Regions from separate parts of the Homo sapiens genome. Here all the other regions are linked to region 3. A link is an interaction called in ENCODE POLR2A ChIA-PET data of the cell type or tissue named here. Cell type or tissue: CD4-positive, alpha-beta T cell. All regions are shown on one strand. Links, peaks and the distances in the headings refer to the core of each region. The heading gives the core; the rest is flanking DNA. Region 1 overlaps DGKD (diacylglycerol kinase delta). Region 2 overlaps SAG (S-antigen visual arrestin). Region 3 overlaps ATG16L1 (autophagy related 16 like 1).

What was found. ChIA-PET counts read pairs that join two places held together with the same protein. Peaks named below come from ENCODE experiments on the same cell type or tissue, not always from the same donor. Only the 100,000 strongest peaks of a DNase experiment are listed, where the experiment ranks them.
Region 1: POLR2A ChIA-PET joins it to region 3 with 12 read pairs; 7 of 35 experiments call an interaction of 5 or more read pairs at or near these places.
Region 2: POLR2A ChIA-PET joins it to region 3 with 20 read pairs; 9 of 35 experiments call an interaction of 5 or more read pairs at or near these places.

What each region holds. Positions count from the first base shown.
Region 1 is chr2:233,417,860-233,428,260 of GRCh38, forward strand. All of the region lies in intron 3 of DGKD (diacylglycerol kinase delta), which reads left to right. Among named protein-coding and RNA genes, the nearest start is that of DGKD, 69 kb to the left of the region's middle. RefSeq lists enhancers at 1,039-1,238, 4,329-4,478, 8,376-9,575, 8,844-9,138 and a silencer at 1,429-1,538. In CD4-positive, alpha-beta T cell, for the core only: no CTCF peak of the experiment used is centred there; DNase peaks (open chromatin) are centred at 1,942, 4,352 and 5,612; H3K4me3 peaks cover 4,187 bases; H3K27ac peaks cover 5,352 bases.
Region 2 is chr2:233,326,546-233,336,946 of GRCh38, forward strand. SAG (S-antigen visual arrestin) reads left to right here. Exons shown (of 16, transcript NM_000541.5): 7 at 576-652; 8 at 1,933-2,068; 9 at 2,948-3,032; 10 at 5,095-5,167; 11 at 8,417-8,554. Among named protein-coding and RNA genes, the nearest start is that of DGKD, 23 kb to the right of the region's middle. RefSeq lists enhancers at 1-773, 2,071-2,902, 2,933-3,714. In CD4-positive, alpha-beta T cell, for the core only: no CTCF peak of the experiment used is centred there; a DNase peak (open chromatin) is centred at 5,206; H3K4me3 peaks cover 430 bases; H3K27ac peaks cover 3,061 bases.
Region 3 is chr2:233,264,276-233,272,275 of GRCh38, forward strand. It overlaps ATG16L1 (autophagy related 16 like 1), which reads left to right. Exons shown (of 18, transcript NM_030803.7): 5 at 617-868; 6 at 5,727-5,792. Among named protein-coding and RNA genes, the nearest start is that of ATG16L1, 17 kb to the left of the region's middle. RefSeq lists a silencer at 1,705-1,774. In CD4-positive, alpha-beta T cell, for the core only: no CTCF peak of the experiment used is centred there; DNase peaks (open chromatin) are centred at 3,726, 4,136 and 6,276; H3K4me3 peaks cover 1,406 bases; H3K27ac peaks cover 5,952 bases.

The sequences.
Region 1 (10,401 bases), core at 1,239-9,238, 150 kb after region 3:
TGCTGACACCTAGTTGGTAAAGTCCAGGGAAGCTGCTCAGTGTCCCCAGAGGCACAACAGTGTTGTGCGACAGCCTCACAACAAAGAATTATTTGGCTCAAAATGTCAATAGTGCTGAGGTTGAGAAACCCTGATATGGACAGATAGTTATGGGGCCTTTTTCTGTGAATATTATTAAATACACTTTAGTTTTACAAAAATTTGGATTATTTATACAGACTAGTTTATGACCTGCTTTTAAAACTTATTACTTCATGAACATCTTTCTGTGTCCATGACTATGGGCCTGTGACATACCATTGTGTGAGCATGTTGGAGCTTACTTCACCAGCCCCCTGTCTGGAGACTGAGGTGCTGCCAGCGTTTTGCTATTGAAACCACATTTGTTTGTATTTTGCCTTCTGCATGCTGGTTGACTATGGCCAGCCCATGTTGGGGCACCAGCTCTACATCTGGGGTGCCTTTCATGGGTAATAATATTCCCTTCCTGCCAGAGGCCCCCCCGCCAACCATGGCAGTCCCCAATCTCTAGTTTTCTCACAGTTGAACATAACTCAAGCTTAATGAAGTACTGTTGAAATAGTGAATAGGTAAGTAACACAATATTTCTGTCACGTTTCATTTTTAAGTAGAACTTTCACTTTTTGCTTCATTTTACTTTATGGGTTTCTAAAAAAATAAATAAATTAAAACAACCTATCTTCTGGTAGGTTACATGTGACTTTAACTTCTTGCCAAGTTGGCTTTGCTCCATACCTGGGCTTCCTGAGTTCCTGGGGAGGCAGGAGTGGGTCAGATGGAGGATGCCTTGCTCTGACTGTGCTGTGGGTGGCACCTGTCAGTTGTCATGCTGGGGACCCCCTCCTTCCCCCCAAAGCTGCTCTGAGGCTGCAGGTGAGATGCAGCCCAGGAGAGGAAGTGCATGACAGCTGTTTGGGCCCACGTTCCCTTTTAGGTTGCAGACAGGGCAGCGTGCAGAGCTGGTGGGCTGGGCGGGGTCTGACACAGTGCTGTGCGGAGCTCACCCGGACCTGGGCACTCAGGCTCTTTCTATATGGGGAACTCCAAGAGCTTGTTTGTGTGGTGGTGTCTATTTTTGTGTTTTGTGTGGTGCTCTGTGAGGAAGTCTGTTGTCTACGCACATCCCAGCTGCTTTGAATGGTCTGTCTCTGGGGGCTTCCAGGTAGGGAATTGTGTACGGGGAATCCAGGATTCGGGCAGCATCGGAACAGCAGGATGTGAGTAACAGGAAGTGACAGAAATGACCCAGGGCGCCAGATGCTTATTCTCGGCCACCTTTCCAAGCGCTGCAGCCCAGGAGCTATATTTAGCAGAGTGTTTCCGAGTGCCTCATCCTGCCCCCAGCACCGTCCCTTTGCCCCTCTTTTGGTTGGTGGCTGATTGCACGGTACTGATTTGCTGCTCCAGCGTTCCTGCTCTACTTCGTAATCTGTAGGCTCTTGCCCATTGACTTTAACACCCAGTTTTTGTTTGTGCTGGGTCACTTCAATTTTGATACACGTGGAGCAGCTGGAAACTGTTCTGAGCAGGAAGGGCAGCAGGTAAGAGCCCCAGGGGACAGTGTGCCATCATACTGGGAGGCTGTTGGGTGGTGAGTTCAAGGTCAGGGTTTGGAATTAAGCGGAAGGAATTGAGCTTCCTTGTAAGATGCTCCAGAGGGTTGCTTCTTGGCTTGTATGTCTTAGAAATGGAAGGCTGGAATTTTTAAGGTATAGGCTTTGTGGTGTGACTTTACTCATGTGCTAGAAACATTCTGTGGTTCTCACCTGGCCAGACAGAAAGCTGCAGGTGGAAGAGGCTTGTGTGTGGTGAATTCCTACAGTCTGAGCTTTGTCACGGGAAAATTTCCCTCCAGTCCCCCAAAGCAAGCACTACAGAGCCCAGATTTGTTCTGCTTTGGGTGTGGGTGGATTTTCACCTTGTCTGTCGACGGTGCAGGACCTGTCCCTGTGTGCTTTGAGGTTTCTAGGGTGTGATGTTGGTTTGTGGTTTGTGGAGGGGTGTGTGTTGGGAGGGAAGGTGTTTTTGCTGTTCTCCTCTAAAAGCTCCCTTCTGAGTGGTCCCGCCAGGACCTCCCTTTCCTCCCTTCATGAAGCATCCACCTTGTTTTCAGACACTCGAGCTATTTGGGATTCAGGAATTGACTCTGGGATGAGAAATTTGAGAGACAAATTAGGAACAGTTGTGTCTGCCATGAGACGCGTGGCAGTCGGCAGGGGCCTGGTGGGGTGTATAAAAGCCCTGGGAACCCTGCATAAAGGGGTTGGGATGGTAAAGGAGTGAATTCCAGGCTCAGGCGCTCAGGAGATTCCCCTCCCCCAGTTCCCTCAGCAGAGTCTGGCTACTGGCATGGTTTCAGGCTGACCTGTTAACCTTCCGTATGGCTAAACTACAAATATAGGGCATGGCTATATTGTGTGTGTCTCTAGTTCTGGCTTGGGCATGTTAGCATATTTTTGTGCCAAAACATTTAAAACATTCAAAAAGTAACACATGAACCCAGCTATGACTGCTTCCAGCCTGAGAAATAAACATAATAGATATAACAGAGGCACTTGGAATTCTCTTTCCTATCCTCGTTTCTTCCTGCTCCCCCTTCCCTGGGGGCATCCTAACTTTGGTGTTTGTCATTTGTTTTCATGTTTATATACTTTTTTGATAAGTGTGTGTAGGCATAAACAGTATATAGCATTGTTGAACTGGTTCTGAAATGTCGAATAAATGTTATCAGACTGGACAGCCACAGCATTACGCTTCCTGGATTTATCCCTGTGGCTACATCTAGCTTTAGTTAAATGGTTCAAGGTTTAATACAACTGATTCCTGATTCCTGGAGTTAAATCAGAATTTCTGGGGAACGAGGCATGAACCGCAGAGCTCCTGACAGGCGCGGCCTGAGTTGAGGCCCACGATGCTGGTTTTCGTGGCCTCTGTAGTGTTCCAGTACCTAAGACGTCCTGTTGTGGACGTACACTTTCCCAGATTCCCTGTGATCAGTAGTGCTGCTGTGAATATGCTTATCTTCGTCTTCTTGGCACATGGGCAAGAGTTTCTCTAGAATGTGTTTCTAAGGATAGAATTGCCAGGTGTGTGCATCTTCAGCTTGACTGGTGATCGTCAAATTACCTCCAGAACTATCAGCAGCAGTGGTCACGTATGAGTGATCTCATTTCTATAGTGTCTTTAAGTTTTTCTTTTTTAACATACCAAACTGAGGGCAAGATGAAGACCTCATGAGTGAGATAAGACATTGGACATTGCTGAGACTTTAATCGACACCGTGCCCTCAGCATGTCCACACGGACCTGCTGGCCCTGCCGCCACCCCAGCTGTAAAGCTTGCTTCCACCCACAGTGTCCCCTTCCTGGGATGGGAGCAGCACCCAGCCAGCTGCTCGGAGGTCACTGTGGACTCCTCTCTGTCTCACCCTGTCCCGTCTGCTGTCCTCAGAGCACATCCAGAGCCTGCCCACTCTCCTCACCATCATCTCGTGATGGGGTTACTGAGGAGCCTCCCAAAAGGTTTCCTGCCTTCTTTCCTGCATCTTACTGTCAGCTTTCAATAAAGCAACCAGAATGATGCTTTCAAAACTTGAGCTTGCATGGCTTCTTATTTTACGTGGAGTAAAAGCCAAAGTTCTTACACCTGCATGGCCCTCTGTGGTCCTGATGCTTGCAGGTTGGCCCCTGGCCCCCTTCCTGATGCCAGCCCCAGCCACGCACCACGCGCCTGCTTCTGCTCAGCCCTTCCCACCTCCTTCCTTGCTTCCTTCCAGTCTCTGGCTCCTTCCTCGCCTCCTCCCCGTTTTTGCTGTGGAGTCCCCTGGCCCCCAGACCTCTCTTTTCTGGTCTCCCGTTTTTCCATAGGGCTTGTCACCAGCTACTACTCTCCATGCTGTGTAATTCACTTCTTTAATAAGTCTTTAATTTACTGCCTGCATTCAAATGTAACTTCCGCAGGAGCAGGAATCTTTTCTGTTTGCTCAAGTGAAAGACTGCCTGAATTTATTTCTGAGGAAGAAAGAAAGAATTTGGAGCCCAATGATGAAGATAGCACAGGAGAGAGGAGGTGAAGTTGAGGGAGCAGTTTCTGACTTGGGAGGTTGGGGGGATGGGACAATTACTGGTCTCTGGGAGGCAGTGGCAGAAGGACCTTGAGGCCCCCTAAGTGTGTAGTAGGACCCCCGAGGGGCATGGCCAGTGGGCTGTGGGGCTGCAGAGGCAGCTTCTTTTGGGGCCTTGTCTTGGCACCATCTCGGCCACTCCCAGAGCATACATTGGTATTGCCGTAGTGGGTGCTGGGCTGGCCCGCCCCACCCAGGAAGTGCACTACTGTTTGAGGGCAGGAGCCTGCGATTCTGACATCCTCTCTTCATGGCTGAGCTCCTCAGGTTACATAGCTCCACTGATTCCTCAAGCACTGTTGTGTTTAGAAATGAAACCTTCCATTTCCAGGGCCCTGCCTTGTGCAGGCTCAAGTACCCAGGCCACGTGTCAGAGCCCATAGCAAAATGAGCAGCTCAACCGGAGGGCGTGGTCCATGACACTCCTGCGTGTGCTTGGACTCAGGCGCAGGGACAGGCGGGGCAGCTGGCATTTCTACCCACCCCTCCTGACATAGAGGACCTGGTCCTTTTCTTTGAGAATGTGTACCAAAGGTGTGTCGGCTGTGTCCACATAATATTTTCTTGGCGTCAGATGTTTCATGGGTTGCACTAACTACAAATACAGGACTTTAGATAAGATTACACTTTTAACTTGCGCTGCCCACATACGCCCTTGTCCTTAAGAAACACAGCATTGTTCTGGAGTTACTCCTTGGTTTTCCCAGTTTAAACTTAAATATTGTTGATGGTGGTTACTTATTTTTAATTAAAGCTTTTATTTTGAGATTCTTTGTACCCTTTACCCAGTTGCATGCAGTGGTAACCTCTTGCACAACTCCAGTACAATGTCACACCCAGGATACTAACCTCGTTACAGTGGAGATGGGTAGCCTCCAAGCCGCAGAGATTTTCCTTGTGCCCTTTTACAGCCTCACACATGTCCCTCTGTAACCCCTGGCAAACACTCATCTGGTCTCCATTTCTATAATTTGGTCTTTTCAAGATGTGATATAAATGGAATCTTATAGTATGTAACCTTTGGGGTTGGATTTTTCACTCAGCGTAATTCCCTGGAGCCTCATTGAGGTTGATGAGTCTTATCAGTGGTTGTTCCTTTTTATTACTGAGTAGTATTCCACGGGTGTACCACAGTTTGTTAATCATTTACCCCCTGAAGGGCATCCGAATAGTTTCCAGCTTTTGGTGATCATGAATAAAGCTGCTGTAAACATTCCTGGGTAGGTTTCGGTGCAAACATGAATCTCCATTTCTCTGGGATAAATGCTGAAGAGTGTAATTGCTGGGTCATATGCTAGTCACATGCTTGGTTTTTTAAGAAACTGCCAAACCGTTTTGCAGAGTGGCCGTAATGTTTTACATCCCACCCAACAGTAAGATCCACTTTCTCCATATTCTCTCCAGCAGGTGGTGTTGGCACTAGTTTCTGTTGTAGCCATCGTGATAGGTGCGTAGGGCTCTCTGGTTGTGGTTTCAGTGTGTTTCTCTGATGGCTAAGGATGTTGAGTATCTTCTGTGTGCTTATTTGCCGCTTGCATATCCTCTTGTGCTGTCGGGGGTGAGGACTCATTTCCAGGTGGTATAGGAGACATCCCGGCTCTCAGCTTGGCCTCCTCTGGATACTCTGTTAGGTGAGTGCTGGAGTGCCTAGCTGCGGCCTGGGAGTGGGGTGGGCATGGTTTTTTCTTGTGGCGCTGGCTGGAGTAAGGTGGGTGTTACTGCCGTTGTCAGTTTCTGTCTTGTCTGACTGCCCCCTTCCTGGATCCTTGGCCTGGAAGAGCAGGCTTTTGTTGGGGCTTTCCACCCACCCCCCCAGTATCCATCACTGTTTTCGGCTGCTGCTTCTTTAGCTCCAAGTCTAGGGTATACCAGGTAAAAAGAAAACCCAGAGGGCCACCACAGTGTCATCCCTTTGGACAAGACCCTTGTCAGGCTGCCATCTTCTCTCTACCTTTCAGGGTCTTTTTGTGTTGATTTTCTGATGCCCATGGTTTTCAGTTCTCAGTGAGAGGAGTGGGGAAAAGTACCTCCCTGTCATCTGAATTTGGACCCGTGAAAAGTGAAGAGGGGGTCCATTCAGAATGTTGTGCCTCTACCCATCCCTGCTCGCTCGTCATGACCGTTGGACCGTTGTGGTCCCCGGGCCTCACATTAATTACTCTTAGGCCCTTTTGGTTTGGCCTGTGGTTTCAGCGTGACACAGTTTGCTGGACTTTGATCTTTTTTGTCATTTAAAGTGTCATTTATGAATGAGATCCACGTCCAGATCCCTGCATGTCCAAATTCATGGTTAGAAATGGTTGGACAGGACATAGCCATTTGGGTGCTGTGATTCAGCCTGATGTCAATCAGTGAACTGCCTTTGTCATTATCCTCCAGATCTTATTTCTCCACCTTCTATTTTGAACTCTTGGGAAACCTGGTCAGAGTGGGAGGGACAACTAGTCAGATGACTTAATGAGATGTTGGTATCGTCCTTGTGCTGATCCTCCAAGCCAGTCACCCTGCCAAAACGGAAATGAAATGTGCCAGACACCGCTTGTACTGAGTGAGCTTGGGAGAGCTCGTGGTGAGTGCCAGTTGCTTCCCTGCCTCCGGCCCACTGGCCCTGGTGTGAGGCACCACCCAGATGAGGAGAGGCTGCGGGATGGAGGTCCAGGGCTCCGCCTGGAGCCCCCCTGCCTGGTGTCCTGGCCACATCAGCTCATTTGCTGTGGGACTGTGAGCAGGCCCCTCAGCCGGGTTCGTCAGGTTGTGGAGAAGCTGAATGGAGCAGATAACCTGGAAAACACGCGGTGGATTGCCGAGACCTTCTTTGTGCCTCGCCCATATTAGCCAAACTGTCCCTTGTTCTATCAGCTGCCATGTGTGTGTAAGCCAGAGTCCACCCTCTTTTCCATTTGAGAAATCACGTCTGCATGTCTCCAGTATGTCTCCTTTTTCACCATGATTTCTCAGAGATCACTCCCTGCGGTTTAATAACCCCCTGGGCTAATTCTTCCCAGGACATGGGAGGACATTTTGTCTGGCTTGGCAACTCATTTAGAGTAGCAAGGTATTTTCTCATTTCTCTTGGAAAATCATGTACTTGAATCAAGAATAGAAGCCAAAATTGTTCTTTCAAATAGAATTTTAAAGCTTTTTTTTTTAATCCTTAACATATAAACGTAAGACTTTATTTTTATTTATTTATTTATTTTTAAGATGGAGTCACACCCTGTCGCCCAGGCTGGAGTGCAGTGGCGTAATCTTGGCTCACTGCAAATTCCACCTGCCGGGTTCACGCCATTCTCCTGCCTCAGCCTCCTGAGTAGCTGGGACCACAGGCGCCCGCCACCACGCCTGGCTAATTTTTTTGTATTTTTAATAGAGACAGGGTTTCACTGTGTTAGCCAGGATGGTCTCGATCTCCTGACCTCGTGATTTGCCCGCCTCAGCCTCCCAAAGTGCTGGGATTACAGGTGTGAGCCACTGTGCCCGGCCGACTTTATTCTTTTTTAATAGCTCATTTTTGGATTGGCAACACATGCAAGTGGTACAGAAATCTTAAGGCTAAAAAGATATAAAGTGTTTCCCAGCCACTCAGAGGTCCTCTCAGTTAGAGGTGACTAATATTAGTGTTTTCTCTGTACCCATACTCTTCCTGCAATTGGCTTTTATCTATTAACAGTGTGTCTTAGAGGTTGTTCCATATAAGAACATGTAGAGTAGCTTCAGGGGTTTTAGTGGCTGCATAGTTTTCTGTTATATGAATGTACTGTCATTACTGTAGCCAGTCTCTACCAGCCTTATATTGATCACTATTTGTTTGGTTTCAAATATTTTGTCTTTATAGTGAATGCCGCCACAAATAACCTTGTATATACAGTATGTGATTTCTCATGAAGATACAGGAGAGGATAAATTTATAGAAGCATGGTTGTTGAGACACAGGTGTATATTTTCAAGTCTGACAGATTTTACCAAATGGTTTCCATAGAGGTTGTATTAATTTTTGCCCCAGTGTATGAGAATCAGTAGACCATATTATAAAACATTTGATCTCTGTGAATCTGGTAGGTTAAAAAATGGGATCTCCTAATTTTAACTTGCATTTGCCTTATAAGACAGCGTTTTTTCATAAACGTTGAAAATCCATTTCTAACACTGTTTTAACATAGTGCTGCCAGACTCTCATATTCATGCTTCATATTTCATATTCATATTCATGTTTCCACCTTTCTCTCCCTGTCTCTTGTACAGTTATTTTCTAACCAGATTTTATGCAGGAGTCTGGGCAGCTCTGCACACTTTTCTTTTGAGTTATGTGGTTATGTGTTTTTGAGAAATCCCAAGTTCTGTATCCTTTTTGACTGAGGTGCAGCATTCACATGGAGGAGTGTACTCATTACAGACGCACAGCTTGATGCATGTTCCCGACCACGGAGAACACTGCAGCCCCCGGAATCCCTCCTGTGTGCCCCTCCTGTCAAAGCAGCTGCTAGGAGAAGCTAGCATCTAATACCATAGATTAGTTATGTCTGTTTTTTTAACTTTATGTAATGCATAAGGAAATTACACAGAGTATATGTCGTCTTGTGTCAGGCTTATTTCTTTCGCTGTTGTAAGATTCATTACATTATTGCTTGTCTCCCAATGTATGAGTATACTACAGTGTATTCACTGTAGGCCTGTTTAGAGTAGTGATGCTATGAACATTCTCGTATGCTTTGATGAGGAAGGTATGCGTTTGCATTTCTGTGGGATGCGTGGGTGGAATTGCTGAGTCACAGGGTATATACAAGTTCAGCTGTTTTCTGAAGTAGTTGCACCAAATTGCACTGTCACCAGCACTTGATACTGTCTGTTACAGCTCAGCCATTGTGAGAGATGCATCACCCTGTAGCTTTAATTTGTACTTCCCTGATGACTAATCAAATTGAGCACCGGGTCATGTGCTTTATTGGCCATTTGTGAAATAGCTATTCAAGTCTTTCGTCCATTTTACTATTAGTTTGTCTGCTCTTACTGATTTTTAAGTTCTGTTACCCTCAAGAGAATTCCAGCAGGTGTGTAAAAATTCACATCTGTCTATGGCTGTTCTAGCCTGCCTCAGGATTCTGTGAGAAATGCATCCACCATTTTATCCACTCCTCCTCTGTGACATCACGTTTCTTTCTCCAGTCATCAAGCATCAAGATCTGAGGATATTTTCTCTCTCCAGTGTGTAGGTTTCCATGCAGTCACCTCTGATGCAGTTCTGCTCCTTCTCTTGGTGGGACGTCCTGCAGCCTGGCCTTTTGAATCCCTGGGATGTCATTCATTTGTCCTGTTGAGTTCAGTTTATTGCCCTGCTTTTTTTTTTTTTTTTTTTTTGAGACAGGGTCTCACTCTGTCACCCAGGCTGGAGTGCAGTGGTGCAATCTTGGCTCACTGCAACCTCCGCCTCCCAGGTTCAAGTGATCCTCCCAACTCAGCCTCCCAAGTAGCTGGGATTACAGGTACATGCCACCACGTCCAGCTATTTTTTGTATTTTTAGTTAGAGATGGAGTTTTACCATGTTGGCCAGGCTGGTCTCGAACTCCTAACCTCAAGTGATCTACCTGCCTCGGCCTCCCAAAGTGCTGAGATTATAGGCGTAAGCCACTGCGCCCAGCCTTATTGCCCTGCTTCTGATTTGCAATTATCTTTTAAGTTGATTCAGGGGTGTGAACTGTTTCTTATTTAATACATTTGCTTGAAAAATATGAGCCATCTTTTAGTCTCCAAAGACTTTTCTTTGTGAAGGCTGGATTTTGGAGATAGTTTCAGCTTTTTTACACCATTCCTTGGTTGCCAGTAGTTATGATACTGGCTGCAGTCCAGACATAGGGATGCTCTTAGTATTCCTTAGAGCATCTCCCTGCACCCTGCCACCTGCCCTGGTGGGCAGGGTGAGCAGCCAGGAAGGCATAGCCTGAGGGCCTGTATCTAGCCCCTGCTTTCTCGCCTGGGTCCTTCCTACCCATGCTGTCTCCCAAATCAAGGGATTGAATAGGAAGTGCTGCTCAGAACATCCCCCAGAATCAGCCTCCCGAAGAGACTCACCCTCCCCTACCAGAGGTTGGGCTGTGGCTGGTGTTAGGGGAACAGGAGTAGGAGGGGAGCCAGAGGAGGAGGAGGTGGGCCCTTGCCTAAGGGGTGCCTGCTGGTTGGTGTGGGGGCTGGAGCTCGCCAGGAGGGGTGTGCTGAGAAGATGGAGGCATGGCATGGAAGTGTGAGTCATGGCAAATCTCCT
Region 2 (10,401 bases), core at 936-8,935, 63 kb after region 3:
CTTGCACTCCAGCCTGGGCAACAGAGCAAGACTCCATCTCCAAAAAAAAAAAAAAAAAATCGTGCTGCCCGCACTGGGTGCCTTGCTGCCTGGCCACATGAGGCTGCCGCTGAACAGCAGGTGACCATGGGGGTCAGGGTTTCCATACCCTATCAGGGCATTCCTGGACCCCAGCGCTGGCCCTGTGAGTGCCTGTACCTCTGGCCCCTGCTGTAGGCAGTGGAAGTCAGTAAGATGCATGGGATCACAGTTGGGGACACCTAAGTGTGCAAGGTGGCAGGAGGCAAGGATAGCCAGGATGTGAATGACTCTCCACGGCAGCAGGAGGGCTCATGGGGCAGGTGGATCCCCTCCCTCTGGGGGCTTTGGGCCCATGGCACACTCCTTGCGCTACTGTAATTGTTTCACTGTCAGTATGCTTCCAAATCCCTAAATGGTGCAACCCCGAATAGGACATGGCCAAGACAAAAAGAGATAGTGCCACATCATGTGCCCTGTGTGAGGTGTGGCCCTCTGGCCCGGCACCCAGGGAGGGAGTCGCTGATCGCTGCCTGTCTGCTCTCTCTCCCCAACAGTCCTGTGGGGTTGACTTTGAGGTCAAAGCATTCGCCACAGACAGCACCGATGCCGAAGAGGACAAAATCCCCAAGAAGTAAGAGTATGGTTGCGGAATAGGTGAGGGGTCTGCGGTGGGGGTGGAGAGAAGAGACGACCTCCACCTTGTCTCTGTGGGACAGACCTCTTCCCATAGGGCTGGCACGGCTGGGGTACCATCTGCATGTGGGATGGAGGTCAAAGGTTGATCATTTTTGGGGAAAAAAAAGAAAACAAGAAAATGACAGGGAAGTTAGCAACCTCCAGGGCTCACGTAAGCCCCGAAAAGCTCCCGGGTTTCCCCTTTGTTGAAGTTTTGTTGTTGTTGTTTGTTTGTTTGTTTGTTTGTTTTTTGTGGTAAAATGTACACAACATGAAGTTTGCCATTTTAACCACTTTTTTTTCTTTTTTTCTTTTATTTTTTGAAATGGAGCCTCGCTCTGTCCCCCAGGCTGGAGTGCAATGTGACCTCGGCTCACTGCAACCTCCGCCTCCCAGGTTCAAGCGATTCTCCTGCCTCAATCTCCCGAGTAGCTGGGATTACAGGCGTGCGCCACCACGCCTGGCTAATTTTTTTTTTTTTGTATTTTTAGTAGAGATGGGTTTCACCATGTTGGCCAGGCTGGTCTTGAACTCCTGACCTCAAGTGATCCGCCCGCCTTGGCCTCCCAAAGTGCTGGGATTACAGGCGTGAGCCACTGTGCCCGGCCCATTTTAACCACTTTTAAATGTACCATTCAGTGGCTTAAGTACATTCCGAATGTTGTGTAGCCTTCACCGCTGTCTATACCCAAAACTTTCCCATTGCCTGAGCAGGAACTCTACAACCATTGAGCCTACCGCTCCATCCTTCCCATTCTCCCACCCCCTGTGCTGTTTTTTTTTTACCTAAACAAGATTTCCGCCTGGCCCTTCGCACTGTCTCCTTGTGCCCCATGTACACATCTCTGGAGGCGCAGGATAGTGAGCTGCAGTAATGGAGCTCGCATGTATATGGCAGCTATTCCATGAGGCCCTTGACGCCCTCACACCTTAGCCTTGCTGACAGGAGGCAGAGCTGGGAATCCACGGAGCCTAAGGGGCTAAGCTTGGCCCTCGGGATGTTGCCTGGCCCCACAGCTTCCCCCACAGGGAAGGGACCAGGACCCAGACCCCCAGGCTCTTCCACCGTCAGGGCTGCCTCAGGCTCTGACCAGTGTCGTTGCCCTCTTCCCGTCCACCCTGTCTCCATGGGGAGCATTCCTGGAGAATCTCCATGTGACAGTGGGGAGAGAACAGAAGCCTCCCTAAAGCGGCCTGGGTGCCAATCCCTGGCTTGTCTGTGGCTGTTTCCCACAGGAGCTCCGTGCGATTACTGATCCGCAAAGTACAGCATGCCCCACTTGAGATGGGTCCCCAGCCCCGAGCTGAGGCGGCCTGGCAGTTCTTCATGTCTGACAAGCCCCTGCACCTTGCGGTCTCTCTCAACAAAGAGGTAACCACCTACCATCGCTACTACCCGCAGGGCAGCAGGCCTAGGGGCAGGCCCCACACCCCTCTCTTCACCAGCCCCAGCCCTTAACTACATGGGTGCCTTGCAAGGAAGCTTGTTTCTAGGATAAAGCACCAACATGCGTAAGTGACTGGCCTGTTTTCACAGCCTGGAGCTGGTCAGCATGGTCCTTAGAGGAGGACGGAACTGGCTTGCGTTCCACCCACTGGCTGTCCCGAGGGACTGGGGAAGGAAGGGGCGCTGCTTTTCACATACCTGCCCCCCAGCTGTCCTTGTCCTGTCCACCTCCATGGGCCTTGTTCACTCATGGAGCATCAATAGCTGTGGTATCCCAAATTCTTCACTTCCTGGGAAATTTAAGTTTTGCAGAAACCATGTGGGATGGCAGTGTCACCTGTGATGTCATCTCTTAGGGGTGTCATGGTGGGAAAAGGTGAGAGCTGCTGGCCAAGGCTGGCTCTGGTTCCTCTGGTCAGCAGTCAGCCATTTGTGCACTGTGTGTATACACGTGTGTGGGTGTGCCAGGGGCTGTGTTACACGGGCTCTGCTGGGTGGGATGCCAGCACTTGGCTTTCCCAGTGGTTTCCTTTCACTTCACTCATCCTGCCCCCATAACCTCCTGACCCCTGGCCTCCTCCGATGTGATGATCGGAACTCTGTTCCCCTCCCCAGCTTCCCACAGATGGGTGGAATGTGTTTCAGGCCCTTCCTTAGAAGAAATGTATTGCTATCACTTCATCTTCCTTAAATTCTGCCGCTTTTATTCCAGTGAAAGGGATTGAGATGAATCTAGAAAGCAGTAAGATTAAAGACACCGCCACATCTGTTCTCTTCTTCTGACCTATCTGCTGACTTTTCTAGATCTATTTCCATGGGGAGCCCATCCCTGTGACCGTGACTGTCACCAATAACACAGAGAAGACCGTGAAGAAGATTAAAGCATTCGGTAGGACCTTCTTCTCAGAAGTAGAGGGCATAGTCTTCTAGAATTTCTGATCCTGTTTCCTGAGAGGTCACTTCTCTGGTCTGATAAGGCCCTTCTGGGTCCTTGGAACTGGCTACTTGTCTCTGCTGTCATAGGCAGCAGGACTGCGGAGGGAGAAAGGCCTTACAAGTTATCTCATTCAACTTCCTGCCCACTTACGGCTGGTTTTTGTCTTGGAACAAAATTCCTGGCAAGTGATCTCTTTCCATGGTTATGCCTTCCTGGAGGGCCCCACAGTGCTCATTGTGGTTGACAGATGCAGCACATTGTTGTGGGTGAGGCCTAATTTGTGGACTCATGCTGTGGGCTCTGTGATCCCAGCTGGCATCCACAGCAGGGGCTCCTTGTCTACCTTCCCAGGCTTTGTGTGGCTTGAAGGAGGTCCCACATGGAAGCGCTTTGTAAATGGTGAAGTGTGACTGTCTCGGCTCAAATGGCCATCATGTCATGGCTGACCTTCCCATATCCTACAGGGGAGGTGCCTTCTGCCTGTTGTTCCCACACATTAACTAAGCTCAAAAAGCATCAAAGCACAGGGGGTCTTATATAATGGTCTTATTTGGCTCTTTCATGAGGAAGACATGATGGAATGACCTGTGAGGGTAACCTCTAAGTTCACTTTTTAACTCAAACATTCAATGACCAAGACAAAGTTAGACTTATGCATCTTGGGGTGACTGTCCCAGGGCCCAGGACTGAGGATGTGGAACTTCCAGTCCTAAAATGGGCTCTCCCGGGCAAGCCAGGGTGAGCAGTGGCCCTAGGTGTCATATACCACTTTTCCCTGTGAGTCATCACAGATGAGGGTCAGAAATCCTGATGCGTGCAGACTAAGGAATTCTAGACTTTTCCCTCCCTCCCTTCCTTCCTTCCTTCCTTCCTTCCTTCCTTCCTTCCTTCCTTCCTTCCTTCCTTCCTTCCTTCCTCCCTTTCTTTCACAGTCTCCCTCTGTCACCCAGGCTGGAGTGCAGTGGTGTGATCTCGGCTCACTGCAACCTCCAGCTCCTGGGTTCAAGCCATTCTCCTGCCTCAGCCTCCCAAGTAGCTGGGATTACAGGCGTGCACCAATTTTGCCTGGCTAATTTTGTATTTTCAGTAGAGATGGGGATTTCGCCATGTTGGCCAGGCTGGTTTCAAACCCCTGACCTCAGGTGATCCATCCGCCTCAGCCTCCCAAAGTGCTGGGATTACCGGTGTGAGCCACTGCACCCGGATAGCTGTTAACTTTTTAAAAACAAAATATTAATTGCTTTCTATAGGCTGGGCACTGTACTGCATGCCTTGCACAAATTGTTTCTTTATCCTCAAACTTTGGCTGAGTGCAGTGGTTCACGCCTGTAATCCCAGTACTTTGGGAGGCCAAGGTGGGAGGATCCCTTGAGCCCAGGAGTTCAAGACCAGCCTGGGCAATATAGGGAGACCCTGCCTTTATTTTTTAAAAAAATCCTCAAGCTTAATTTTAAAGGTGATTAAAAGTCATCTTTTTAATCATCACAACGTCCCTATGAGTTAGATGCAATTATTACCCCCATTTTACTGATGGGGAAACTGAGGCTTAGAATAGATAAATAATTCACCCCACAGTTAGTGGCTAAGCCAAGATTGGCACCCAAACAGCCTGGCTCCAGGCCCACCTTCCTATCCACCACGTTCCACCCACCAACCAGTCCTGTACTGCCTCTAGCTAGTCTCTTGGAGGACAGGAAGGACAATGTTCATGAAGTAAGATGGAGGATGTTAGAAAGGGCTGAGCAGGGGAAAGGAGGGGTCTCCCAGGAGCTGCAGCCTTAGGGGACATGGGTGGGAGTTGATACAGAGCAGGTTATGGGTGACCAGAAATGGCCTGGAGACAGGACTTCAAAACCCCAGCCTTGAAGCTGAGGGCTGAGAAAGCCTAGCCTTGGAAGTGGAGGGAAACCATCATCAGAGAGGAGAGACCAGCGTGTACCCTGGGAGGCCGCAGGGAAAGTGCACGTGTTGGGGGACCAGTGCTGACCACCGGACTCCCGTCTTCCCCTTGCAGTGGAACAGGTGGCCAATGTGGTTCTCTACTCGAGTGATTATTACGTCAAGCCCGTGGCTATGGAGGAAGCGCAGTGAGTAGCTGTTGGGGTTTCCGTTTCCTGGGCGTCTCAGCCTTCTGTGTCAAGTTTCTCGCCGTTTATTGCTGAAGAAGGAACTAGAATGTTCAGCTAGCTCGCCAGCCTTCCACTTCCTTCCTCTTTCTCCCTTCGAGGGCTGCACAGAAAGTTAGCATCTTAGCTCTGCATCTACCACACCCCTCTGTGCCCATCTTACAGGAGTTCTGAGGATTAATGCAAGCCAAAGAATGACGCAGAGGAGAGAAATAAAGACAGAAATGTCACCATGGGATCAGCTGGCTTTTTCTATTTATCCTTGGAATGAATTGTTAGGAATTTGGTACTATTTCCACCTCCCAGAAGATGGTCAAATGAACTGTCAGCCCAGGCTAGGATTCCCTATCTTTTGATCTCAAATTGAAATCTTATACCAGTGACAACTGGATTAGAATATATCTGTTCTTAGCCTGTTGTTGTGAATGACTTTTCCCCTTTGTTAGAATCAAAAACAAATGAGAATCCTGCCATGGTTCCTTTATGCTGGCCTGAGAGACCTGCCCAGCTTTGCTGTGTGCCACAAAGTCAAATAGATTCATTTAATACATGGCTTGGAGTGGGGGGCGATGATCTCCCACCTCCAGCCCCCCGAGAGGATAGCTCGACCAGGTCTTAACTCTTTGCCTTGCTGGCATGTTCTAAGCACCGTTGTATGTAAAAAATATTATCAGGGTTAGAGGAAGGTTAGGGTAGGGGAATGATGAAAGACAACTGATTCCTTAAGATAATATAAGGTAATAGATAGATTTTTTTGAGATGGAGTCTCACTCTGTTGCCCAGGCTGGAGTGCAGTGGTGAGATCTCAGCTCACTGCAACCTCCACCACCCAGGTTCGAGCCATTCTCCTGACTCAGTCTCCCAAGTAGCTGGAATTACAGGAGCCCGCCACCAAGCCCAGCTAATTTTGTATTTTTTTTTTTTTTTGAGACGGAGTTTTGCTCTTGTTGCCCAAGCAGGAGTGCAATGGCGCGATCTTGACTCACTGCAACCTTTGCCTCCTGGGTTCAAGTGATTCTCCTGCCTCAGCCTCCTGAGTAGCTGGGATTACAGGCACACGCCACCACCCCTGGCTAATTTTTTGTATTTTTATTAGAAATGGGGTTTCACCATGTTAGCCAGGCTGGTCTCGAACTCCTGACCTCAGGTGATCTGCCCACCTCGGCCTCCCAAAGTGCTGGGATTACAGGAGTGAGCCACCGTGCCTGGCTGATTTTGTATTTTTAGTAGAGACAGGGTTTCACCTGTTGGCCAGGCTGGTCTCAAACTCCTGACCTCAGGTGATCTGCTTGCCTCAGCCTCCCAAAGTGCTGAAATTACAGGCGTGAGCCACCGCACCTGGCCTATATGGGAATATTTAAAAGGCAACTTTAGGAGAAACTATTACTGTTATTCAAAACAGATTCAAACTGTAGGTCTACAAGGGAGGGAGACAGGAAAGAACCACCACTCACTGCCTCCTTTCTGCCAAGATTGGGCTCTGTTCTGCCTTTAGGGGATCCTCGCACATCCCTGTGCCCTGGAGGGGTCTTGGCCCTGGTTCACCTTTCCTCATGTGCTCAGCAACATGGGAGCAAAGGATCCTGGCTGAGTTTTCCCCTAATATGTATTCCATCACCTGGTCCTCTTTCAAAGTGTTGGGTGCATTTTGGGTCAAAGATTCCCAGGAAACTGGAAAGCATTCCAAAGTCCCCCAAAGGCTGGAGGAGCCTGGGAGCTGGACTGGACCATGCTGACAAGTCTGAAGCTAGAGGCCACTCAGAAAGCTGCAGAGCAGGAGCCATCGTCCCAGAGCCCTGTGGCTTCTGGGGCTTTAGTGGGCAGGCTTCCACGGAACCAGGACAGACCTGACTCCCAAGCTGCTCCCCACCATCCAAACCCACATCCTGAAGCTCTGGGGAGTGGCCCCAGAGCCTTGGCATAGTCCTTTGGCAAGCTCTGCACAAACACAAAAAGTCCATCCTCTGAGCCCAACCCCAAGGGCCCTCTTCCTATTCCAGCCATCTTTACAATGCTGTTTCTGCTTTTTTCAATGCTCAAATTACGCTCATTAAGAGAGGTTCCACCAGGACCCAGATGGTAGGATGTGGGCCACCTTGGGCTCTGGCAGATTTCTGTAAAGAGCTTCCTGTAGACACTGGAGGCAGGATAGGGGACAGCTGCTTTTACCTATCCAGGGAAACTTGATTAGGGAAAGGAAGTCCTTTCCCAGAGAGGCAGTTCAGACTTCCAGCTGTCTCAGGACAGCCTTAGAATGGTCCTGATGCTGGCCACACCCCACCTTGTTCTGGCTAGGCACAGGATGGAGGGTGTGCTTCCGGCACGAATGGGCTCTGCTGTCAGAGAGTGTGCAGCCACGTGACTGTGGGCACACTTCCCGTCTGGAAAATGGGGATCTTGGAGCACCTGCTTGGTATGGGGTTGATGAGGGTAAGGTGAGAGTTTTGAGGACAGGCCTTAGCACTTGGCCTGGCACACAGCATGCACGTGAGTGGAGGAGCCAACTCTCCAGCCGCAGAGGCTGCTTCATGATCCTGGCCATGCTGCCGTGTGTCTGCCTGGAGAAACACACATTGCTGTGTCCCCAGCTGGATCCCAGACCCGCCTGTTGGCACAGGGTCTCCGCCATCTGTCAGATGTTGAGAAATCTATACCCCGACTGATGATGAAGAAGATCCAGTAGAGAAAGAGCATGTGCTGCTTTGGACCCAAGCTATTCGGTCTGTGTGATCCACAAATTGTGGGTCCCTGCGTTGCCCCTCTAGACAACTTACCACACAGTCACACTGTGACCCCCTTATAGTGACAGTTTTTGGTGACAAGAGGCTTTCTGGCCTGGACTCGTTGCTGACACCAACCAGAAGGTTCTGCAGGCCACCGTGTGGTTCACAAAGTCTCAGGAGGAGGCTGTGGTCTCTGACTCTTGAGCCAGTTTGTCTCATTAACTCCATAGAACATTCTAGAAATTCAGCAATTCAGAATAGGCTGAGTTGCTTGAAGAAATATCCTCCTGTTGCTGCCAGCCCACCCTGAGATTTCACAAGCACTGTTCTGCTTCTCGTAAGTCAAGTTCCCAGGCTCTTGAACCCACCTTCCCAGGAGGTCCATCAGGGGATGTGGATCCTGGAAAATGCCTAATGTCAAATAGGGGCTCATGGGGTCCATGGCAGCTTTGATGGTTATAAATCTCCTCTGTTCTTCTTCCTCTAGAGAAAAAGTGCCACCAAACAGCACTTTGACCAAGACGCTGACGCTGCTGCCCTTGCTGGCTAACAATCGAGAAAGGAGAGGCATTGCCCTGGATGGGAAAATCAAGCACGAGGACACAAACCTTGCCTCCAGCACCATGTGAGTCCTCGAGGCTCAGGGAATAAGCCCTGGCAGGGCGGGCTGGTGCTGGTCTGCTTCCCTTCACATCACCCTGCTGGGCTCGCAGGCACGCACGTGCAGCATGGTGGTCTGGCGTGTGTAGTGTGGAGTGCATATCTACGGGCCCACACAAGGATCCCACTCTCACCCCTGGTGTGATGTGGGGGTTACACCCATGGGCCTTGGAGACAGCTGTGCGCTAACCCCAGCTCTGCTGCTGACCCTGGGAAAACACCTTGAGTTCTCTGAGAACCTCAGTTTTCCTGTTTGTAAAGTGGGGGCGGTAATAGTTCAAGTCTCATAGAGTGATTATAAGGATTCAGTGAGACAATCCATGTGAAGCGTGGGGCCTGACACACAGAGAGTGCTCCAGGAATGTCAGCTACTGTTTTTAGAAGTATCACTAGCTAGTGTGGTGCCCTAAGCATGTAAACTGAGTAATGCTCTTGGCTGTGTTCATTCATTCATTCATTCATTCGTCCATTTCCATCAGGAATTGTAAAGAACAGGAGGTCCTAATGACTTTAGATGTCCATTAAATTTAAATGAAACTAAGTACTGATCTGCTGACCCTGACTCAAAGGACGACTGGCTGAATTTGGGCAGCAGATCTAGCGAAGACTATACAGTGAAGTTCCCAAGTCAGCGTCCACTGTCCTTCCAAGCCACGCTTTTGCGCTTCCCTTCCCGGGAGCATGTCTGTGGGCTCAAGGCCCACTCACTGCCACCTCCCCATGTGATATGCTGGGGGTTCCCTCTGTGGCCCCAGTAGACCACCTCCGAGGTGATGCCAATGGCTGGGAGACTGGATTGTTTGACCCCATGACTCCGATGCTCAGTAGCTCACACTCTCTGAGACCAAGAGTGGGGAACAGTGAACAATTGGCAGAAAGCAGGTGGAAGTCAAAGGATTTTCTGAGGATAATTGGCCAAGTTACTGTGTTAGATTCTAAAGCACATTCGTGAAGCTCCGGGAGAGAGAATATCAGGGAAACTGAGAGCCTAGATCAATGTATTCAAGGGCGTAGGGATCGTAAGATGAACAATGATGGCTCACCACACTGTGGGAATGTTTCATGGTGTGTGGACTAGTTTCTAAACATGTACGACTCGGCCGGCCATGATGGCTCACACCTGTAATCCCAGTACTTTAGGAGGCTGAGGCGGGTGGATCACCTAAGGTCAGGAGTTGGAGGCCATCCTGGCCAACATGGTGAAACCCTGTCTCTACTGAAAATACAAAAATTAGCCAGGTGTGGTGGTGGGTGCCTGTAATCTCAGCTACTCGAGAGGCTGAGACAGGAGAATCGCTTGAACCCGGGAGGCGGAGGTTGTGGTGAGTCGAGATCGTGCCATTGCACTCCAGCCTGGTGACAGAGCAAGACTCCATCTCAGAAAAAAAAAAAAACCAACCAACAAAACAAAAAAATCATTTATGACTCTCCACACCTCCATGAGGAAGGTATATTTATATGCATTTTATGGGTAAGGAAATTGAGGTTGAGCCAGAATGAAAGACTTATCCAAGGTCACTGAATCAGTTAATAGCAGAGCAAAGTCCACTCCACAGCAAATCTCCCAGCCCAGGAAGATGCCAGGGGTTCTGACTTGCAGGGTGTTCTCAGGCACGTGGCAGAGCATGTTCAGTTCAGCAGCTGCTTGGCCCCATTCAGCGCAAGGTAGAGTTAATCTCAGCTGGGAGGAGTAGCTCACACCTGTAATCCCAGCACTTTAGAAGGCCAGAGTGGGCGAATCGCTTGAGCCCAGGAGTTTGAGACCAGCCTGGGCAACATGGCGAAAACCCATATCCACAAAAAATTAAAACA
Region 3 (8,000 bases), core at 1-8,000:
CCTAGGGATGTCACCTTGGCTCTTGCAAGTGGCCCAGAGACACTAGCAGCTCTCCTGTGGCCGCTGTGTGTGGGAGCTGGTATGTTCCTGTGGTGGAGGTGGTAGGGCCAGGATAGCTGAGCGCATGGCCCTTGGGAAAAGGGAAATGAGTTTGTGAGCAAAACTGTTGCTGACCAGGGAGAAGCCTGGCAGACAAGATAAATGGGGACTCTGAATCCTGAGACCTTGGAGCTGGGGTAGCGTGTGCTTGGGTTTCCTTAATATGTGGAAAGGGGTCTAGAGGCTTGGAAAGGCAGGGCGCTTGCTCAGGCTTTTGCTCAGGAAATGTCAGAGCTGGTGAAATATATACGGTTTCCAGCCTCCTTTTAAATCCCCTTTACCAATCTAAGCATCGAAAGTTTCTCTTCCTTCACATCGTGTTTTTCCTAGTCATTAATAGGATGAATTTCACCTTAGGTGTTTCCTCTCCTAATGGATTATCCTGTAAACCATGGGGATGGGCCTGGCTAAAAGATGTTGTAACAGACACAAAGTGTTAAGCACTCAGCCAGGTCCGTCTGGCTCTGGCACAGGGCTCTGGCGAGGTACTATTCGTCCTCTGATGTCATGCTTCCAGAATTGCAGAATGTTTGCAGACTATCTCTGACCTGGAGACGGAGTGCCTAGACCTGCGCACTAAGCTTTGTGACCTTGAAAGAGCCAACCAGACCCTGAAGGATGAATATGATGCCCTGCAGATCACTTTTACTGCCTTGGAGGGAAAACTGAGGAAAACTACGGAAGAGAACCAGGAGCTGGTCACCAGATGGATGGCTGAGAAAGCCCAGGAAGCCAATCGGCTTAATGCAGAGAATGAAAAAGACTCCAGGTGGGCTATCAATCCACAGTTAGTGGTTTCCATCCTTAGTAGAGTAGAACCTAGGTCTTTGAAAAGAAAGAGATAAACCTGGCAGTTACTACAGGAGGTTTACCAGGGAATTCTTTCAGTGTTTCAAGGAGAAAAGCTAATTCTGAACAATATAAATTAAACCAGAGTTAGAAAAAGGAAATACACCACAATTAGAATTCTTCCCCATAATTTTGTGAAGCTTTTTGTATCCATATAAAAATTCTGATCTTGCTAATGCACAAGAAGACTATAATCCAACCTTATATGAATATAGATGTGAAATTCCTAAATCAGACTCATTGATAGATTTTTATTTATTTTTTGAGACAGAGTCTCGCTCTGTTGCCCAGGCTGGAGTGCAGTGGCATGATGTTGGCTCACTGCAACCTCCACCTCCCGGGGTCAAGTGATTCTCCTGCCTCAGCCTCCTAAGTAGCTGGGATTACAGGCATACACCACCACGCCTGGCTAATTTTTGTATTTTTAGTAGAGGTGGAGTTTCACCATGTTGGCCAGGCTGATCTCAAACTCCTGACCTCAGGATCCACCCGCCTCGGCCTCCCAAAGTGCTGGGATTAGAGGTGTGAGCCCCACCGCCTGGCCATTGATAGATTTTTTAAGAATTCCCTGCAATCCTGCTAAGTCTATTTATTTAAGATAAATCTGAAACCTACTGAGACATGGGAATTAAAAGATGGATTATCAAGAAATCAATTACGTTAGGAATTTGAATCTCTGTTGTGGAAAATGTGCGTGTTTAAAAGCTGCCCCAGAGAGCCCAGTCATCCCCTGGTCAAGGTCCACTGATCAACCGTCTATATACACTCTTACTAAAACCTGCAAGAGAACAAGGAGAGGTTCACTCTCACAACTCACAGAGAACACCGATCTGGATGTTCTGGCCAACCAACCATTGAAAAGAAGGAGTGATCACCCACCTAGAAACCTAAGAAAATGAGCTGAAAAGCTGTTAACACAAGTTCAGCAGATGCCAGGTGCAGTAAGTAGCTCATGCCTGTAATCCCAGCACTTTGGGAGGCGGAGGCGGAGGCGGAGGCGGAGGCGGGAGGATCGCTTGAAACCAGGAGTTTCAAGAGCAGCCTGAGCAACATAGTGAGACTCCATCTGTACAAAAAACAAAAACAAAAGCTGAGCATGGTGGTATGTGCTTGTGGCCTCAGCTACTCAGGAGGCTGCTGCGGGAGAGTTGCTTGAGCCCAGTAGGTTAAAGCAACAGTGAGCCAAAGTTGTGCCACTGCATTCCAGCCTGAGTGACAGAGCGAGACCCCATCCAGAAACAAACAAAAAAGCTCTACAGATTAGAACATACATATTTTTAAATCCCCATATCAGTAGTTTCGAGTTTGAAGAGATTATTCCAGTTAATTTAAAAGTGAATAAATGACAATAGGAAAGAGTCTTTTAAAGGGAATAAATGACGATAGGAAAGAGTCTTTTAAAGGGTGATGATGGAAAAACAAGTTAGCATATCAAAGAGATAATCTGCACTACCATCATGTTTGTGGCAGCACCATTCACAATAGCCAAGATACGGATCAATCTACATATTCATCATTGGCTTAATGGATAAAGAAAATGTGCTGTACACACACACAATGGAATATTATTCGCTATAAAAATGAATTAAATCATGTTATTTACAACCACTTGGATGGAACTGGAGGACAGTATATTAAGTGAAATAAGCCAGGCACAGGAAGGCAGATACTGCGTGCTTCTACATGTGGGGCTAAAAGAAAAATGTTCTCCTAGAGATACAGAGTATAACTGTGGTTACTAGAGCATGGGAAGAGTAGTGGGGAAGGAGGTTAAAGAGAGATTACTTAATGGATACAAAAATACTGTAAATGGATATAAAAATACTGTTAGAAGGTGTAAGATTGGCCTGGTGTGGTGGCGCACACTGTAATCCTAGCACTTTGGGAGGCCAAGGAAGGTGAATCACTTGAGGTTAGGAATTCGAGACCAGCCTGGCCAACATGGTGAAACCCCGTCTCTAATAAAAATACGAAAATTAGCCGGGTGTGGTAGCGGATGCCTGTAATCCCAGCTACTCAGGAGGCTGAGGCAGGAGAATCGCTTGAACCCGGGAGGTGGAAGTTGCAGTGAGCCAATATCATGCCACTAGGCTCTAGCCTGGGCAGCAGAGCAAGACTCTGCCTCAAAAGCAAAACGAAAAGAATACTTAGTGCTGTGGAAAATGCCTAAAATTAATATAACCGAAAATAGGACACAAAATGTTTTCATACAGATGATCCCAATTTTGTATACTTTTTTAAAAAAATGACTGGAAGGAATTATATGTACTGTTACTGGTGTTTATTTTTGGGGGTGGTGAGATTATGGTTTTTGATTTCTCATTTTATACTTACCTGTATTTTCTAATTTTCCGGTTTCTATTAAGAAAAAATAAGCTGTCCTTTTTGTATTGTTTCTGTCTCACATTTACTTTAAGCAGAATTGTTTGGCTTATGCCATGGAGCTTGACAGCAGTGTGAGGGTGTTGGGGGCCCCAGGTGAGCTGGATGCTGCTAGGTTGCATGTTCACGTCAGCTGAGAGGCTGCTGGAGGGAGAAGTTGGGGAGATGTGTGGTGATGCCAAGGAAGAGCCCCTGAGCAGTGCAGTGGACGGGGGGTAATGCACATTTCCTAGTGAAAATGCTGTCCTCATTCCCTAGCCCACCCTTTGAAGCATCTTCCTAGGGCTGTGCACTTGGAGGTATCATGTGATTGCAGATGTGGGACCTGAGGAGTCTTCATTACTTTGCTTAGGTAGCCTCTCCTCCTAGAAGCCTTCCTGCGTCATTACCCACTTCCTGCCTCCCCAGCTTAGATGTCCCTCATCTTCCTGCTTCAGGCAGCTGTGGTTTACCTGGGCCATATGTAGCACACTGTTTTGAGATAGCTCTTCACACTCTGCCTCCTTCCCTTATGCTGCCACGTGTCCCTGTGGTCAGGCACAGTGGCTGCTTCATAAGATGCACTCAGGGCTGGGCACGGTGGCTGCTGCCTGTAATCCCAGCACTTTGGGAGGCCAAGGCAGGTGGATCACCTGAGGTCAGGAGTTCAAGATCAGCCTGGCCAACATGGCAAAACCCTGTCTCTACTACTAAAAACACAAAAATTAGCTGGATGTAGTGGCAGGTGGCTGTAATCCCGGCTACTCAGGAGGCTGAGACAGGAGAATCGCTTGAACACAGGAAGCGGAGATTGCAGTGAGCCGAGATGATGTCACTGCCCTCCAGCCTGGGTGACAGAGAGAGACTCTGTTTGAGCTATTAAAGACCTTTCCTTTCAGCTATAGTGATGAATCCCTGATAACAGGTGGTGTTTTCCTCTCCCTGTGACCCTAAGTCAAGTTTTTATCTCCACCTTGCAGAACTGGGACCTGAAGTTATAGAAAGTAGATTTCAGACAGTCAACAAGTGCTTTAATCATAGAGTAGTGGTACTCACACACCTTATACCGAGATTCTGGTTTTTCCTCAAAGAGAGTTAGTTCACAGTTGTCTCTACCAGCTAAGACAATTTGGATAAATTGTATTTTTGGTAATTTGCCCTGTAAAACTTATTTTTCATCTTCCAGGTATAAAATCAAGAGTGTAATGCACTTTTTAAGCTATACCCACATCCCTTCCCAAGATTCTGCTATACTGCCTAGAGGACTTTCCTTCATTTTGAGAATTACCACCGTGGTAAAAACTTACGAGAAATTTCAGCAGAATTCTTGATTGCAGCTCAGTAGCATTGCTAGAGTTCTACATTAGGGGTCCTCCACCTAGCAGGCATAGCCATAGTTAGAAGTGAAATTTATCAAAGAAGAGAGAGTAAGGTCAGGGTTAGGAGTTAGGGAGTTTCTGAATTTAGGACTTGAATGAGAGACAAAAATGATTCTGAGAAGGGGAGTTAGTGGATGAGACTTTGACCATGTTAAAAATTTGTCACAGCCAAGACTTCTATGTCAAGCTTTAGTAAATTAAAGTTACTAATGTTATGTAAACTTTGACATTTCAAGAATCTCACTATACCTCAGTTTCCTCATTTATAAATGGCAATAATGATATTTACCTCAAAAGGTTGTTATAAGGCTTAAATGAGTTAAAGTCTGTAAAGTAATTAACAATGTCAGGTAAGGGGAAGTCCTAAGTAAATCTTCACTGTTAGTAATCAGGCTGTGGGTGTGTTAATGCAGGTTGAGCATCCCATATCCCAAACTCCACAATGCTCCAGAATCTGAAACTTCTTGAGTGCCAACATGACACTCAAAGGAAGTACTCATTGGAGCACTTCAGATTTCCGATTTACCATTAATTTCAACTGAATTTCATATTTAGACCTGGATCCTGTCCTCAAGATTTATATCATGTTTATGCAAAACTTCAAAATCTGAGAAAATTCGAAATCTGAAACACTGGTAGTCCCAAACATTTCGAGTAATGGATGCTCAACCCGTGTAAGACTATTTGCTGCAGAAAACTTAAGTCACAACCATGACTAACCCTCAGTGAGCCTGAGGCATGTGTCTATCCTAAGATACCCTTGGTCCCAGAAGGCAGGCCTCCTCCTTTGCCAGTTCACTGCTTTCTCTAATAATGTGGCCTATCTCTCTTCTAGGCTTTACTCTGAAACCCTTTAAAAGGGGAGCCTTACTGATGTTATGAGTTTGGGCTTGTGACTTTTGAGTATTTTGCTCAGGGTAGTTGTTATTTTACATGCACTGAATGTGTTATTAGAACTGGTGGCTTCTAGAGAGCCCAAACCCCGTGCTTTCTTAAGCAGACATAAATGGTGGGCTTTTTTTTTTTTTTTCCCAACAGGAGGCGGCAAGCCCGGCTGCAGAAAGAGCTTGCAGAAGCAGCAAAGGAACCTCTACCAGTCGAACAGTAAGTAAAGATAAATGAATCAAAACTGTGTTTCTGAAAATTTGGCTCTCTTAAAAGTTTTGTTTTTATTTTTTTTTTTGTTTGGTTTTTTTTGAGACAGGGTCTTGCTCTGTTGCCCAGGCTGGAGTGCAGTGGTGTGATCATAGCTTCTAATGTTTTTATTTCTGTAAAATCATCTTACAGATTTTAGAAAGAAAAATGTTAAAGGAAGAAAATGAAAACATACAGTTCTTCCACCACTCAGAACTAACATCCATATATCATTTTAATTGTATTTTGCTGGCTTCTAATTTCTCACAAATCATGTACTGATACGGCCTTTGACCCTATTTCTGATTACTTACTTGAGATAGATTATTGAAAATAAAATTTGATGGGTCAAAGCTTTTGGAACATCACCAAATAACCTTCCAAAAAGTTTGTGTTCATCAGCTGTGAATGTGAATTCTAACTTCCTGCACTCAGTACCCGTTACTGCCTCACTGTTTCCTGTTGACACTTTGAACGATCAGTTTTCTGCCTCTTAATTGTGCCTGCCATGTAATGCGGTGGGGTTTTTGTTGTTGTTGTTTTGTTTGTTTTTTCCCTCCTTGCTCCCTTTGGTTTGTAACTTAAAGTGGAAACTTAAGCGAAAACTAAGATCTCTTGGAACAAAAGGAATCAAACTAGTTCTGGAGCTTTTCCTAATCTGCCTACAAGTTAAGGTGGGGTATCTTCTCTGAGATTTGAAGCTTTCATAGTGGTAGAAAAGAGTTTCCTTCGCTCTAGGATGTTTCTTTTCTATTGAAATGTGTTTTGGAATATAGTTTTAGAGTTTTGATCCACTATTTTTTAAAATGTTGGTTGCTTCCCTGTAAGTGGAGGGGTTTAAATTCAACTAGGAGTCATTCACCAACTAACGTCTTAATTTACAAAGAAACAAAGGTTCCCATATCATGCCTTTGCTTTAGATATGTAGGGTACGTGTGTGTCTGCACTCTCAGATGTGGAAGATTAATCTCAGTTGTATTTTCCCAAGCCACAAAGTAAATAAATAGTTGACCTGGAAATGAGATTTGGTTTCTTCAGAATAACAGCTTATAAAAGTGTCATTTGCATAACCGGGTTGACTGGGATAATTTAGACAGGTTGAGCATCCTGCCCAAGATCATACAGGAAGGGGCCGAGGTAGGATGCAAACACAGGGCTGTAAAAGCCTGTTATTTTATTTTGTATTTTATTTTATTTTGAGATGGAGTTTCACTCTTGTGGCCCAGGCTGGAGTGCAATGGTGCAATCTCAGCTCACTGCAACCTCCGCCTCCCAGGTTTAAGCGACTCTCCTGCCTCAGCCTCCCAAGTAGCTGGGATTACAGGCATGCGCCACCACGCCCAGCTAATTTTGTATTTTTAGTAGAGATGGGGTTTCTCCATGTTGGTCAGGCTGGTCTCGAACTCCTGACTTCAGGTGATCTGCCCGCCTTGGCCTCCCAAAGTGCTGAAATTACAGGCATGAGCCACCGAGCCCGGCCTAAGGCCTCTCCTTAATCTCTATGCTTCCCTAAGGAGTTTCTGGGTCAGAGGACATACATCTTTGAAAGGTTTTGATAACTTAGCAAATGCTAGTGTTTTCTTGTGGTCCCGGGCCTAAGCACAGTTGCAAGTACTTAAAACCATAAAATTCTATTTTCAACAGGACATTGTCAAAGGCTCAGCTCATATTTGCAGTTCCTGTCTTTGCAGTTCTCCTCTCTTCCTTGTATGGGCACAGGTGACTCTCGCAAACCTAGATCCCTGGGAAAGCCAATCAAGAAAATAAAGCACAGCCTTGTCCTTTTTCTTTCGACCTGCCTTTTATTCCCTTCTACATCCTGGCCAAGAATGTGGTGCAATAATTACACATAGTCCTGGAATAAATAGCTAAGGAAAATAAATTTACTTTGACCAGGTTTAACTTGCTTAGTAACAGGTTCTTAAGTATATATTTACCTAATCCAGATAATTATTTATTGAAAAGGAAAAATCTTTCTGTCAAGTTCTTATGAATCCAAACAGTAGGTGATGAAATCTTGGGTTATTACATTTAATTATCTTCTCCATGAAGGTTGCATCTCAGTAGGAGGTCATTAAGACCAAAATAATTACTTGCCCTCCTCCAAGTAGGAAAGACGTGGCCCAGAAAAATGAGGAAGGGGGATTCCAGAGGTACTTTGCATCCGCTGGGATAAAC